Regions from separate parts of the Homo sapiens genome. Here region 2 is linked to region 1. A link is an interaction called in ENCODE POLR2A ChIA-PET data of the cell type or tissue named here. Cell type or tissue: GM12878. All regions are shown on one strand. Region 1 overlaps SLC10A7 (solute carrier family 10 member 7). Region 2 overlaps SLC10A7 (solute carrier family 10 member 7).

What was found. ChIA-PET counts read pairs that join two places held together with the same protein. Peaks named below come from ENCODE experiments on the same cell type or tissue, not always from the same donor. Only the 100,000 strongest peaks of a DNase experiment are listed, where the experiment ranks them.
Region 2: POLR2A ChIA-PET joins it to region 1 with 27 read pairs; 3 of 35 experiments call an interaction of 5 or more read pairs at or near these places.

What each region holds. Positions count from the first base shown.
Region 1 is chr4:146,269,448-146,277,447 of GRCh38, forward strand. All of the region lies in intron 10 of SLC10A7 (solute carrier family 10 member 7), which reads right to left. Among named protein-coding and RNA genes, the nearest start is that of REELD1, 59 kb to the left of the region's middle. RefSeq lists an enhancer at 4,094-4,303. In GM12878, no CTCF peak of the experiment used is centred here; DNase peaks (open chromatin) are centred at 34, 2,154, 3,994, 4,344 and 3 weaker places; H3K4me3 peaks cover 2,480 bases; H3K27ac peaks cover 6,745 bases.
Region 2 is chr4:146,328,719-146,336,718 of GRCh38, forward strand. The region is part of intron 5 of SLC10A7 (solute carrier family 10 member 7); the gene reads right to left. Among named protein-coding and RNA genes, the nearest start is that of MIR7849, 76 kb to the right of the region's middle. RefSeq lists enhancers at 173-1,372, 4,876-4,985, 5,066-5,135, 5,256-5,305, 5,316-5,405. In GM12878, no CTCF peak of the experiment used is centred here; a DNase peak (open chromatin) is centred at 4,833; H3K4me3 peaks cover 1,703 bases; H3K27ac peaks cover 1,157 bases.

The DNA.
Region 1 (8,000 bases):
ATTACTTTTTCCTTTTCTAGGCTGTGAATGAAGAGTTGTTTAGTCTTCTAAAGAGACAATCTGGCTAATGTTCACACTCACAGGATGTGAAAACATCAAAAATAGAATGAGAATTTCATATGACAAAAATAACACAAGGTCAAAAGAATATATTTAACATAGTCACCAACACAGAACTGGCCTCTTCTGACTGGCTCTGGAACTGTTGTCCAATTTTACAGAGTTTTTTAGATGTATTTTTATATAAATGAAGAAAAACACTTGAACCTATTGAGTCTGATGCAAAGCAAAGCTGGATGGTATGACATGAGCTTTCGTTGACTCTGCCACTGCCCCACAACCTAGATGTAGTTTTCCCTAAAAGGCTGCATTGATAATTTCATCTTTAGACACTGGAACTTTCAGAAGGCTTCCAAATGTTAGTTAAAAAGTAAATGTGAGTAGGCTGTGACCCAAATGCACATTAACGATTTTTAATATACATTTTGTTTTGTTTTGTCAACATGACCTTTAATTACCTTCCAGTGGTAATTTTCCTTTTCATGGTACTGTGTTTATGTTGAACAAAAGCCTCAGAAGAGATTTCTTCTACATAAAAGAATGAGGCAGTTTTGATTTGGGGATTAAAAACCAGACTTATTTGTTCTTAGATCCATGTCTCTTAAAAAGGTTGACTCAGGTTTCTGTGATTTATCTAACCTAGATGATGTCCTGATAATCTACTCTTGGCCTTTATTTATTCTCAACAATTATAAACATTTGGCAGTTAGGACCTCATTTAGAAGACTTCTAGGCAGAAGAAATTTAAAAAACCCTGGAAGTCACTTCTGAAAATAATTATGTTTTTCTATTCTCCTCTGTTTTCTCTTCTGAATATTTAACATACCTAATTATGACACAACTAATTCTGGTGTTCAGAATTAGTACACAAATGGTCAGTTTTGGTAACCAATGGGTAGGTACAACCCATCTCGCATTCTTTTTGGAACCTAGTAGAACATAAATGCATACAGAGTAAACGAGTCTAAATGCAGTGGTTCTCAGCTTCCGCCACACATTGGAATCACCTGGGTGGCTTCTAAAAACTATGCTGCCTGGGCCTATCCTGACAGATTGAGTTAACAGGTGTTGGGCAGGGTCCTGACATCACTAGTACGGCACAGCTCCCAGGTGATTCTAATGTGGGCCAGGTTAAAGAGCCAGGTCTGGTATTGCGGTGGAGTCAGAGGACTCTGGAGGTAGACAATTCAGCCATGGTGCACCAGCTCTGCTATCTATGTGAACTGGGGTGAGTTATTTGACCTCTCTGAGGCTTGGTTTTCTAGTTTGGACAATGAGAGCAAGCATAGCTATTGTGCAGGGCTATTGTAAAGATTACATGCATTAATAAGGCAAATTAAGTGCCTAATGCAGTGCCTAGCACATGGGCGGTACCAAATAACTGCCAGACTCTTCTTCTAATACTTCAAAGTGTCTTCACATCTGCTTTGTGATTTAATGTTCACTTCAACCTTGTGGGATAGGAGAAGAATACGGGCTTGCAAGTTTGGGTGTCTATAGGTCTGGCTGATTTAGACTTTCATATCATTTCATTATTAAAATAATTCCATATCCTCTCTGTCCTCTGGAGAATCTCAGGTTCTCAGTCCGTGGAGCTCTTTTCTCTACACATTCCCTTAGTGATCTCATCCAATCTGATAGTCTAAAATAACATCCATAGCCTGCAAACTTCAGCCTGGATCAGGATTCCAGACTCCACTGGATGTCAAAAAGACATATCAAACTTCACATGTGCAAATCCAAACTCTTGATCTGTTCCCACATGACTTTCAACCACTAACATCTGCTCCTCTGCAGTCTTCCCTAAGCCAGTAAATGGATCCTTACACCCCTCAGGCCAAACATCTTGAATTCCTTTCTTTTACCTACATATCCAATTCACCAGCAATTCCTATTAGTTCTGTGTTCAAAATGGATCTCAAATCCAAAGCTTCTCAACTCTTCCACCCCTATTACCTTTGACCAAACCACCCTAAACTCTTGTCTGGATAAAAGCCTCTCTCTTGAGTCTTCCTTTCTCACTGCCACACCTTCCCACAAAACCCCAGTCTACTTTTAACAGAACAACCATAGGGATCCTTTCAAAGTAGAAGTGAGATCTTGTCCCTCATCAATTCAAAACCCCCAATGGCTTCCCCTCTCATTCTGAGTAAGAGGCAAGTCCCTACAATGGCCAATAAGGCCTAACACAATATTATTGGCCCCTCTCCCATTACCATTCCCCGGTCTCCTATCTCTCACTCATTCTGCTCCCAAGGTGAGCTTCCTCCTCCTTCCTCCAACATGCCAAGCGCACTGCTGCCTCAGGTCTTTGCCTTCACTGTTCCTTCTCCTTGGAATCTCCTTCCCCGAAATATCCACAGGCTTGCTCCCTATTTCCTTCAGGTATTTTGACCCAATGTGCCCTTTAAGGCTGAAACCTTCTCATCTCCACCCTGGCATTCCTGATTCTCCTTTCTGGTTTTCTTTTTCTCCATTGCTTACCACCATCTGATGTCCTGTATATTCAAGTGTCTGCTTATTCCCACTAGAAATTTTGGAAGCTAGATGAGGGCAAGAACTTTTTTGGTGTTTTGTTCACTGCTGTCCCCCTACAGCCTAGAGCAGGGCACATAGTAAGTACCAAATAAACACTTGCTGAATGAATGAATGGATGATGTAGATTATGTTTTAAAAGCATCTTTTCATTGGCACTGTATAGAGCAAACTTGTAGCAAAGGCAGCCCTGGGAAGTGTCACAGCTACAATTTCATTAACATGCTCAGCTTCGGTACAGATGACATTCCAAATCAGCTGGCTTCCTGGGGCCCAGGAATCTTTTGAGTTGTGTCCAATTTTATATCTCCTCCTGCCCCTAGGGTAACTTGTCAAAAACCTACTGGGTACCCCATAGCTTGAAAAAGTGGGTAGCTAACTTTAATTTCTGGCTGGAGTTGTTTGGATGGGGCTGTAAATGGGGACATACAAGGGGAAACTGTTACCCTTGCTTTGCAGCTGTAGGCTCATGTATTCTTTACTGCAAAGAAGCATGGAGCGGGCTGTCATTAAAGACACTCAACCTGGTTTCTAGTGTCTGGTTCAATTAAGAGAACTTCTAGGAAGAGACATGACCAAATAAATAATTGGAGAGATGCAACTCTGAAAGGACAATTGTTTTTTATCGATCTCTGTTTGCAAGTTGAAATTGAGAGATACAAACTTTAAGTGGATGGGCTCTCCTGGGTGAGAGTCTTCACTTCAAACGCAGTAAATGAGTGTTGTTTTGTGATGCACATTTTAGTACTGCTAGAGGTAAACTTTCTAAATATTAATAATAATAATAAACAAATCCCTCTGCAACTGACAGCGAGTGCACAGATGAACAGGGATTTCCAGGAAACAGGCTGTTCTGGTCTTCTGGATGTGGCAAAGTCTTCATCAGAAGGGACAAGCTCCAGAACAACAGAAAGTGTGCCCCTCATTACTTTGGAATTCCCCTTTCAGGAGCACTGAGGGCATGTGAGTTGATTTTTAATGGGTAAAATTAATCTCTTTAGAGCCATCTCTATTATAAGGTATTTTTTAGTTTGAAATTAATAGGAAACTATGGAATTAAAAGCTTCTAATGCTAAGAGCTGTCATTAGGAAGCGCAGTGACAAGGATTCAATATACTGTGAGGTGCCACTGTACAATATGTGGGATTTTTCATGTCTCCTTGCCATTGAGCTGTAGGTGACAACTGCAGGTAGAGCTTAGCTAGAATGAAGCTGACACATGCAAGCACTTGGCCCCTCTTGTTCCTGCTCCATCACTCAGGCTGAGCAAGCATCAGATAGCTAACACGCCACTCATAGGTACATCTAGAGGGCTGGGTGGTGTGATGGAAAGGACGTGGGCTTTGAAATTAGAGACCTGAGTTTAAATCCTCACTGTACCACCCACCAGCTATATAAGCAGATGATCTTACCCTAACCCCCCTCAGTTTCCACATCTGACTCAAATGAGGTTAAAATAACTATCTCGAAGGGTGGTTAGAGGTTTCAAGTGAGACAGTGTATGGGAAGTACCTAGTATAGTACCTGGCATAGAGTGAGCATCCCCAAAATGATAGCTATTAGGATTATTATTGTTGCTGTTGTTGTTATTATTATTATAAGAAGTAGCATTATGAAATAGTATTATGGGGCTCAAATTTAGCAGTCTACCAGGACTGGCCAGGGAGGGGCTTGTCACTGAGATCATTCAGGATGAGGTGTGCAGCACTTCTAAAACACTGCAGATGGTGATGCTGTGGACTGCCCTGGGAACTGAAACTCCCTCCCGCCGATGCTGCCCAAACTCCCACTGGCCTCATCTGTTTACAAGCCCTGTATTCTTGGTAAGTGCTCATGATCATATTTGGTCTACTGCCCCTTTCAGAACACTGACTTCTGGGAAGCAGTGATTCCATCTCCTGTTCTTTGTTTTAAAAAAATCTTTCTACAGTAATAATTGTGTTGTAAGAGTTTTAAAAAAATCACCTAGGTCCCCTTTCATAAAGGGATTTATATAAGGATAACTTTCAAATGGCATTCTGAATTTATTTTAAATATGCTTCAGTTTTGCCCTCAGCTTGCCAGGAAGACATGATCTTAAAGAAAGCAAGCTGCTTCTGGAGGGAGTGCTAGGTATTTTGGGCACTAAATGGGTGGTTCTCTTTTGTTCAGATTATACTTTTTTTTTTTTTTTTTTTTTGAGACGGAGTCTCACTCTGTCACCCAGGCTGGAGTGCAGTGCCATGATCTTGGATCACTGCAACCTCTGCCTCCCGGGTTCAAGTGATTCTCTTGCCTCAGCTTCCCAAGTAGCTGGGATTACAGGTGCCTGCCACCCCGCCTGGCTAGTTTTTGTATTTTTAGTAGAGACAGGGTTTCACCATGTTGGCCAGGATGGTCTCAATCTCTTCACCTCAGGTGATCCACCAGCCTCCGCCCCCCAAAGTTCTGGGATTACAGGCATGAGCCACCGTGCCTGGCCTAGATTATACCTTATATTAATAAAATACTGGCATACTTTTACATCCAAATACTGTTGTTTAACCAGATTAATACAAATGAAACTCAAAAGGACATTCGAAGTTAGGCAAAATGTGGTAACCACAGCTACAAATTAGAAAAACTGGAGCCAGGTTTTTATCCTTCCTAGACAGGACCACAATATCATATATTGAAACCATGGAATGAGGAAGAAGGTGATTCCTGGAAATTAGGGTCCGGGCCTACTGCATTTGTTTTAAATGATTGCTTATTATTATACAATACTTAGTAGTATGTCATAAGTAGTTATGTCATAAGGATATTCTTTTGGCTGATGATGGAATATAAAGTATTTCAAAGTGGGGTATATTGTGGCCAGTCTTAAGTAAGAAAAACAACAACCAACCACCCAGAGTTGACTGAAACTGGTTCCTACTGTCATCAAAATGCACCTACACAAAACCTGACTGAATATTCTGCTAGATCAAAGCTTCCTAAGAATCTGGGTACATGAGCTAGCACATCTGAAACCTGAGAGGTGACTCTAGATGGCAATAATGAGTGGCTTTCAAACTTTAATGTGCATGATACCCTCTTTTGAAATATGTTACATGTGTCGGACATCAGGGTTTTATCCTTAAAATTCAGAATCAGTAGGCTTGAGCAAATCTGTTTTGTTTTTAAATTTTTATTTCTTTTAAGAAACAATGTGCTATAATTTTGAGGATCACTCTTTGAGAAATGCTGGTCTATGGTGTCCATCCAAAGGGCTCAAGATTCTAAAGCTACATACTTAAGCCCTTCAAAATCAGAATTACTGAATAGTAGAGCTAGAAGAGCCCCAGAGATCATCTAGTCTGAACTTTTCATAGCCAGTGGACCACAGGGTTGAGATGTTTCACAGCACAGGGCTCTTTCTGCAGAACTCTCACTACAGCTTAGCATGGTGGCTAATAGCTAGGCCTGGGCTTGATTTCTGGCTCTGCCACTTGGCATCATGTGACTTGGGCAAGTCATGGATCACTTGGGAACTTCCCTTATCTAGTGTGATTGTGGAAGTCATGTGAGCTGGTGCCCACAAAGTATTTATGGGAAGTGACCTACACCAAGCTGGTCATGTATAAGTTCTGGATTCTTTCCAGCAGATAAGGTATAAGCAGGAGATAAGGTATTCCAGCAGACAAGGCCAAAGGAAGTTTAAGGTAGGTGAAGCTTAGCTGTACTACTATAATTTTGCCAGCAGGTTTTAATGAAAGTAAGTTGTTGCCCCCATAGAAGTTTTTTTTTTTTTTTAAACTCAACATACACTAGTAGTTCAACACAAAAATATTTTATGCAACCTACCCTATAAAATGGCAGTCTCAGCTTGGACCTTTTAGGTGCTCTCAGAGCACCTTGCATGAGAGGGTCCCTCAAAGCTACGTAATGACATTCCAGAGCAGAATTTGGTGATCTTCCAGTCAGATTCAGGAAACCACAGATCCTCCCAACAGTAGCTGGACACAAAATGAGGTAGGGATCACTCCCGCACATCCCTGATGGTTTCATATGTAGACTATGGGATTTGCCAGATTCTTATAGCAAGTGGGAAGTCTCTCTCAAACTTTTAGGCAGTCCAGATATCAATGAGAACCCATTTATTACATTTATCATGCAAAGTAACAAGTCAGTAATTTCACCAATCAAAATAATGAATTTCTGTATTCATTATGCTAATTAGTAAGGTCTCTGGTTGATAGAGATATAACAAAAGTATTTGTTGTAGCTGCCTCTGGAGTGAGTATTTCCCTTCTGATAAAGTTGTGGCTGAACACTACAGTGAAAATTTTCTGTTAGAGCAATTGGCTGTTCCTGGCACTGAAGTCTAAACTAACAAGTACATACATAATTACCACACTGTCCACAGAGAAGTATTTTAAAGTAAACTTTATGTAACTAGCACTTTGCACAATGTTTACCTATTAAATGCCCAATTAATGTTTGCTGCTATTATTACTATTGAAAATGTGTTGAGTAAATCAAAAAAGGTATAAAAACTGTTACATAAGCTGAATAAAATAATAATCTAAATAAAAGAAATCTTATGCAAATTAAGAATCACTTTAAGTCTTAATTTAGCTCTGCTTCCTACATGGTATCAGAAATTTGGGTTAAAGTTCAGTGAAGGCCTGGTGCAGTGGCTCATACTTGTAATCCCAGTGCTTTGAGAGGCTGAGGTGGGAGGATTGCTTGAGGCCAGGAGTTTAAGATCAGCCTGGGCAACATAACGAAGCCCCCGTCTCTACAAAAAAATTTTTAAAAATTAGCCAGGCATGGTGGCTCAGGCCTGTAGCCCCAGCTACTCAGGAGACTGAGGTAGGAGGATGGTTGGAGCCCAGGAGTTGGAGGCTGCAGTGAGCTATGATCATGCCACCGCACTCTAGCCTGAGTGAGAGTGAGACTCCATCTAAAAAAAAAAAATCCACTGAAAAAGGGACAGCAGAAGCCAAAGCCTACGTGGTGACTATTTGAGGAAGAAGGTAAAACCTTCTCGCTAAGCAAGCTATAAAGCAATCTTTTTTAGACCTTGGGTTGTGACCCATTAGTGAGCTACAAAATCAATTCTGGATCACATTGTAAAATATATTTCTAAATGTAGATTGTGGTTAAAAACATTTGACGTGGAGGAAGAAGAGGAGGAATAGAGCATGAGAGTATCAGGGTGAACATCTGGCATATCATTAAGATGAATGATACTTGAGGGTCAAGCTGGAGATCTTTCAGAGAAGCTTTAATATCTTTAATTTCATACCTGCTGTCTAGAACCCTGGGGACTTTCTAAATTTTGATTGCAAAGTCTAGATATGCTAGCAATGATTTTCAGATACCATATTCTGAATAAAAAATCCAAACCAAAAATAGTTCAAAAATCTCTAAAGAATATTATTGTATCACTTTGTTTGAGA
Region 2 (8,000 bases), 59 kb after region 1:
TTACAGCTGAAGAAATACAGAGACTACAATACTGTGCCCATCCAGAATCAAAGCCAAGGCAACCTACCAAACCAACACTATAGATATATCTATAGGAAAAATTCTTTCCCTACTAAAGCCAATCTATAAAATTGGAAGAAGCAACTGTTATGCTAGATGTGCAGTAAGGACAAAAAATATGAAAAAGCAAGAAAACATGACACCTTCAAAGGAACATAATAATTCTCTGGTAACAGATCCAAAGGAGAAGGAAATTTATGAAATGCCTGAAAAAGAATTCAACATAATGATACTAAAGAAAATCAGTGAGATAGAAAAGTGTTGTTATCCACAGGTTTTTCTCCCTGAATACTTCTAATGGATAGTCAATGACACATGATAGTTTCTTTGCAGCTCTTCCAAGGACTTATAACATTTGTTCCCAAAATAGTAAAAGTTTCCTAGCAAATAGGAAGGATTTGCTAATTCTGGATTTAATATTCCTTCTTATTTTCTCAAGAATAGCTGTTCAGGTTCATTAAGAGTGAATCACTGTATAATGCTGAAACCTACTTTTCAGTTGTATTAGGAAGTGAGTCAGCCAGGAGGCATTCACTTTGAGAAGAGCACCATAATTTTTAGTAAAGTCATCATGATTATTATTAAAATAATAAAAACTAACATTTATGTAGTACTTATGTTGGATATTGTACCCAGGATTTAGCTATGTTATTTTATGTAATCCTCACACTCTCTGACATAGGTACTATTATTATATTATCCCATCTACTAGGTAAGAATGCTGAGCCTCAGAGAGACTGAGTGAAGTAGGAAGAAGCAATGCCAGGAATTGAACCTCCCCTTGACTCCAGAGCCTGTGCTCTTGAATGGTGTAAATAAAATCTTTGCATTGTTAAGTTATTTCCTCAGGGTTGTATTTTAAGAGTAAATCTGAGAGGAGTTTCAGGCTCAGTATGTCTTTTTGATAACATAAAACAAATTAAGAAGTAAGCCTTCATGTCATATGGCAGATACATTTTTTTAGAGTCAAGTTTTTGCAAATATCAGTGGTAAAAAGGGTGAGCTAAACATTTAAACTGCATCAGCAACAATCACTGAAAGCTAGAAAATTAAATAAACATGTTATTTTCTTTTGAGTATATGCAGCTCAATTTAATTATTTCTCTTTTCTCTTTCCTAAGTAAATTCTCCTGAAAATGGATAAAACCAAAGTGGTAGGAGATAAGCACTTCTAGCAAAAGATGTTACCTCCTCCTTGCAGATTCAAGGTAAGACATAGATTTAGCATCCTTGCAATTGGGATGGTGTATAAAGCTTTCTGATTGCAACACCTGAAGAAGTCAAGTCACAAACTGACTGGCTTTCGTTGTCTCCTGAAAAAACTTTCAGAAAATCCATTTACACCTCAGATGTGAATGACTAGGTGAATGTATTTCAATGACTTTAGTGGAAAGAAAGAGTGTTAAATCTTAGATAGATTTAGCTGCATCAAAATACAAACAAAAAGCCCCAAATAACAGCAAGACAACAAAACTGTGAATGTGCTTCTCTCAGCAATAGGACATGCAAAAAAAAGGCAAAACTAAAGTGAAATTATGAAATTTTTGAAATAGAAAATGTTATCAAGAGGTTTTGCTGCAACAACTACAAAGATCACACAGATATTAAAATTGACTTTTTAGATTTGTCTCCAGGATACTGCATTAACTCAGTTTTCACAGAATAAAGAATATCAGTTTTGAAAGGGATCTTAGAGATACCCTGGTCTAGTCCTCATCTAAAGTGCGAACCCCTCTCTCTGTCTCCCTCACGTCCTTATATAACGCTGAAACCTACTTTTCAGTTGCATTAGGAAATGAGTCAGCCATGATGCATTCATTCTGACAAGAGCACCATAATTAAGTTTTGGGGAAGTCATCGCAATTATTATTAAAATAATAAAAGCTAACATTTATGCAGTACTTATGCTGCATACTGTATTAAGGACTTTGTGTTATTTTAGGTAATCCTCACAACAATTCTATGAAGTAGGACAGCATTATATACAGATGGGAACTGTGATGGCTGTGCCTTTGCCAGAGAATCTCCCAGAGAGAAGACACCCTTGCTCTTCAGGCAAACAGTGGTCTGGCTGAAGCTTTCTCATGAAGAGAAAGCTCTTTCTTATATTGCTTCCAAATCACTATCACTGCTGCTCTGTCTTCCCCTTGAAGCAATTTAGGGCAGGTCTCACCCTCCTTCCTGGTGATGGCCTTTTAAATGATGCTCCTGAATGGTGTAAATAAAATCTATGCCTTCTTCAGCTATTTCCTCAGGGTTATATTTTAAGAGTAATGCTGAAGTTAGCATTTTAGACCCTACAGTAAGTTTTCTCTAGGACAAAAGTCCTCAGTTCCTCCACTGTTCCTCTTAGGGCAGGGTTCTGAGCTTTCTCTTAGACGTACACTCACCCAGATAAATTTAAGGCTCCACATTTATGGGTCAATCTCACTTATTAACAATTGACCAAAACTTGGAAATGAGGCAACAAGAGGACAGCATGTCCCTTTAATGTCATCTTGGAGTATTATCTATCAGCCAATCCAAGGTTTACTTAACCACCTTTGTTTAACTTCTATTTACTATTGGTTAAGATTCAGACTATAAAAGTATATGTTAACTTACAGAGTTTTGTTCAGTAGTGATGGAAATGGTTTCTGTCTAGTAGAAAAAATAACCACAATAACTATGGTTTTATTGCCCTGTAGGCATTGGCCAGTTTTGTCTCTAATTTAGCATACTTATTTCAGTATGCTTTTCTAATGGCCTGGGTAACCCCCATTTTTATAATCTCCCCAGAACTAGCTTTACCATCCTGATGGTTTCCTCATTATTCAGTTAAATAAATGTTTGACAGGTGTTCATTCTGTATGTATAAGAAAATCATGTTCTTAACTTTTCGAAAATTATACTTTGACAACTCCCTTCTTCTGAACTTGTATTAATGGAAATATCATTTTAAAAAAAAGATTACTGTCAATCTAAACCTCCAGGCTATCTTCATCTTTTGTCCTGTGGTCAGTATATAGTGATATCTTAAACAGTTAGTGAAAAGTCTATTCTTCAAGAATAAAATGATGTCAAACCAATATTTAATGAGTGAGACTGGTCAACAAATCCTAAGCAACAAATTATAAAGAGGTGGTATAGGGAATTCTGGACACATCTAAATTTCAACAAAATGGTCAGGGTATATAGTCTCCAAAGAATATGACATTATAAGCATGAATGTCAAGATACATAACTGAGAAAACTTTTAGAAAGAAAGAAAGAGACATTAGGAGCCTAGGGAAGGGTAGTTAGAAAGAAAGTGGTGGTGGATTGGTGAGCAAGGGCCTCTTTCCTCTCCTCTGACTATACTTTCCCCTTTACAACTAGACCTTCACAGACTAAGGATCTTAACATGCCCAAATCAAACATTTAGCAGTTATGGTCTAGCAGCTGACAGGAACATGCTGCTTTGTTTATTAGGCACGGTACACTATTGTGAAGACAGAGGCATCCAACTATTTGAGCTGGATAATACTAGCCACTGACATTGTCCAGTTAATTCTCTCTAGTCTGAGATCACGTGCTATGATTTGGCTCTGTGTCCCCACCCATATCTCATGTTGAGTTGTAATCTCCAATGTTGGTGGTGGAGCCTAGTGGGAGGTGATTGGATCACGGGGGTGGATCCTTCATGAATTGTTTAGCACCATCCCTTTGGTGTTATTTTCATGATAGTTAGTTCTTGTGAGATCTGGTTGTTTAAAAGTGTGTAGTACCTCCTACCTTGCTCACTGTCTTGCTCTTGCTTTCACCATGTGAAGTGCCTGCTCCTGCTTTGCCTTCCACCATGAGTAAGTGCTCCCTGAGGCCTCCCAGAAGCAGAGGCCATTATGCTTCCTGTATAGCCTGCAGAACCATAAGCCAATTAAGCCTCTTTTCTTTATAAATTACCCAGTCTCAGGTATTTCTTTATAGCAATGCAAGGACAGAATAATACACCATGCTTGTCAAGAAAACTTTTAGTAATAATTTTGTTTTCCAAGTAGCATTTCTGACAGGAAGATAGCACACTGACTAGTTGACATCAGTCTCCTAGAACATAACCACACTAAGGTGTGCTGATGATATTTCTGGATATGTAAAGATATGGACCTATTCCTGGATTGTGGTGATCCCATTAAAGCAATGTCACTCAGTGAGGCCTTACAGGAATGGCAGCTGGCTTGTCCTAACGACATTACATTTAATTAAGCAAACATTTATTGAGTACCATGTATCCTATATTACTGGTGCCGAGGGGAAAAGGTGAATATATGGTTTATGTCATAATAGTGTATGCCATAAACAGTTCCCACCAGAGAAAGCAGTTCTACCTGGTTCCTCTCTAACTTTAATACTTTGATCAAAAAATACCTCTATCATCTCATTCTCAAAAAAGTGTGATTTTTTTCAGGCCAAAATTAAGGGTCTTCTACACTTATATTAAACATTAGCTTATTAGATTTGGCCTATTATCTTTTCAGATTTTGATTTGTCACTGACACATTCAACATATACCTACTTAGTGACTACCATGCCAGACCCTATTAGATGATGAGACACAGAGGTGAATGACACATACACAATCAATGCCCTCAACGTTTTTTAGAGAAGACAGTTAAGCAATTACAATAAAATGATAATGTTCAAAATGAACATTACAGTGAGCTATGAGAGTGCTTAATAGGGAGGTGAAAGCAATTAAGATGAAAACTGAAAGAAGAAAAGGAGTTAACCAGGCAAAGGAGTCAGAACAGAAGAAGGGAAGGGAGAGGAAACAGGCAGAGGGAAGAGACTATAAAGGCACTGAAGGCAAGAAGAACATATAGAAACTGAAAGCGAAGAGCAGAACGTGAGGAGTGCAGCTGTGAGAGATGAAGTTAAAAGACAGATGAATCAGAAAAGCCTAGTAATCCATGGTAAGGAGTTTGGGCTTCACTTCAAAGCAAGAGGAAGACACTGGAAGAGTTTATGCAGCCATGGGTGTGGGGAGGGGCAATAGAACTGGCACAGTGCTCTCTGTGGTTAGGTAAGAATCACTCCGTGTGTACTTTAGAGAACACATTAAAGCAGAAGATTAGAGTGAGGCAGGCTAAGCAGGAGGCTATTCAGGACTCCAGGCAGAAGATGATCTGGGCTAAGGCGATGGGATCTTAGTCATCAAGATGGACCAACAGAACAGATTCAAAACGTATTTGAAAACTAGACTAGTAGACTGTTCAATTAAGTTTGTGGGGAGAGTGTCAAAACAGAAGGAAGAACAGTTTCTTAGTTTTCTGAGTTAAGTGATTCTTGACCAAACAGGAGATCATAGAGCCAATTACTGAGCCAGAGTGGAACTGGGGATGCACAGACTCATTTTTCTTGGGAAAGATGATGAGTTTGAGGTATCTGCAAGGCCTCCAACTAGAGATACTGTGATAGCTGGATTTATGGGACTGAAACTCAGAATAGGGTCTGGACAGTGAAAACAGCTGAGTAGTCCTCAGCATATAGCTTGGTGTGGTGATTTACTGCTACAGAAAATAAGTTAAGAAATGTAGACTATAGATTGAAGCTTATTGAAGGCTAGATGAAAACAATTTCAATAGATGACTAGTGTGAAAGTTAAATTGGAGTACATGGAGGGCTGAGTAAGGAGGGAAAAGAGGCAATTTGGACAAGTCTTTCCAGAAGTCTAGCTGTAAAGAGGAGGAGAGAAACAACAGCAGCAATGTAAGAAGAATGAAAGTGTGGTAAATGGAGTTCGTTGTTTTTGGTTTTGTTGTTTGCTTTGTTTTGAAAGAATCTTGAGGATTCTTAAAATTCATAGAAAAGAGGCAAAAGGGGGTCACAGGAATAGAGATTTAGTAAAGAGAAGGAATTTTACCTGTTGCAACTAAAGAGGCAGCAGGGAAGGAGCCCTAGCACAGCTAGAGGGTTTAACTTGTAGAACAGCAGAGGGTAGGTATCTCTTTATTGTAAAAGAAGAGCAGAGGTTATAGTAGGTACAGATGAACATAGGCTTGAATGCTTGATGTTGGAAAGTTGAAGACATTTTCATGTAAGACTTTCTCTTTTCTCTGTTTTGTAGAACATGAAGAATTTTACTAAAATGAGGGGAAGATGGGTGCAGAGGAAGGGGAAAGTCAGTGATTGGGAACCTGTGTTACGACTATTGGGAAAGAGTCTAAGTTGGTGAAGGGTCTGAGATTACCACACTTTCAAGATGACAAGTCGGCCTGCCACACATTCAAGTATGCTGGCAGAAGGCTCAAGAGTCCTGGATCCTGGATGAATGAGCTATGACGATGTGGATGGCTGGATGTCAGGAGAAGATGATGTCAGTGTTTGGGGATCCTCAATAGTTGAAGGTTTTTGTTTTGTTTTGTTTTGTTTTTGCCAAAAACTTTTGGAAGAGCATTGTAATAGAATGTTATTGTCTCTTTCTTTTTAACTCATTAAAGTGTTGCCACAGATGTTGTAAAAAAAAAAAAAAAAAAAAAAAAAAAAAAGAGTCCTGGATCAGAGCCAAAGGATTTTACCACTCATAGAACAGCAAGCAGCCTAAGCATGATGTTGGTGTCATTTCCCCTTGTCCCCAAGTCAAGCAGGTGATGCAGATGGGCTCGAATGGATGCCTGCAGAAGCAGTGGACTGCATTCCAGGAAAGGAATACTGAGCTTAGGGAACCTGAATCTTTTATAAGAGGCAGAAAGCAAAGCTGCCCTTTGTTCCAGAGTTGAGAACAAAAGGCAGTCAGTGCCTCTGCTGACAAAATGTATAGAAATATGAGACACAGAGAGAACTGTCGCCCAACAGAGGAACTGTCCCGCAGACCAACCCAGTTGATATTGGTCATCTAAACATATGAGTTATCAAGCCCATTATTGCTCCCATCAAATACCACCACTGAGCTAATATTTCCATACAAGGAAATGATGATAAGATAATCATTTTGAAATGACCAGAAAAACTTCTCTCCAAGGTGACATTGATTGCCTAACACTTCATGAACACTATCATTTAAACAAGATTCTAACCAACTGAAGTGACTTCTAACTCATAATTTATTTACTCTCTTTGTTGTCTTAAAATGGGTGAATCTGCTAAATATCTTTTTGAAATCTAGATCCTCACTAGATTGAAATGTGATCTAAGCGCCAGCAACATTGATTTCACCTGGAAGCTTGTGAGAACTAGCTGAATATCAGACTCCGCCCCAGAACTACTATGTCATAATCTGCATCTTAGCAAGATCCCCAGGTAATTTGTAGGCATATTAAAATTTTAAAAAATGGATTTAGATTCTAGAGCAGAGGTTGGCAAACTTTTTCTGTGTAAGGCCAAGTAATAATTATTTTAGCCTTTGCAGGGACACTTCTGCAATTACTCAACTCTGCTATTGTACCTGGAAAGCAGCCAAAGACAATAGGTAAACAAATTGGCATGGTAAGATTTGCCCAAGGGCCATAGTTTGCAGATCTCTGCTCTGAAGTATTGCTTTGAATTAGAAATTATATTTCAAACAGAAATAAGTGTAACAAACTTGTTTTTAATAACTTGGCTTTGAGTGAACCCACGCTGGCTTCTAAACATCACACCATGTTCCTTTGTAACTCCTTACAACCCACTATTTAATGACCCATTCTTTAATTTTTCTTTAGACTGATATCAAAATTACTAGTTAATAGTGTGTACAATCCACTTTCTTCCTCTTTTTGGTATTTGCAGTGATGTTTGCACATTCCCAGCAGCTGTTGATTCTGCTCCTTCCCTTTATGATTTGTCAAAGATAGTGATTCAGGAATCTCAAATGTCAGTTTTCTCAGGATCCTATGATGTAATTTGTCTGGGCCAGCAGATAGTCCGCCTATCTTGGACCTGCTTTCCTTTGTCAATATTTACTTTACCATTTCTAATCTAAAGTTGGTTCTCCTTTACAAGGATAA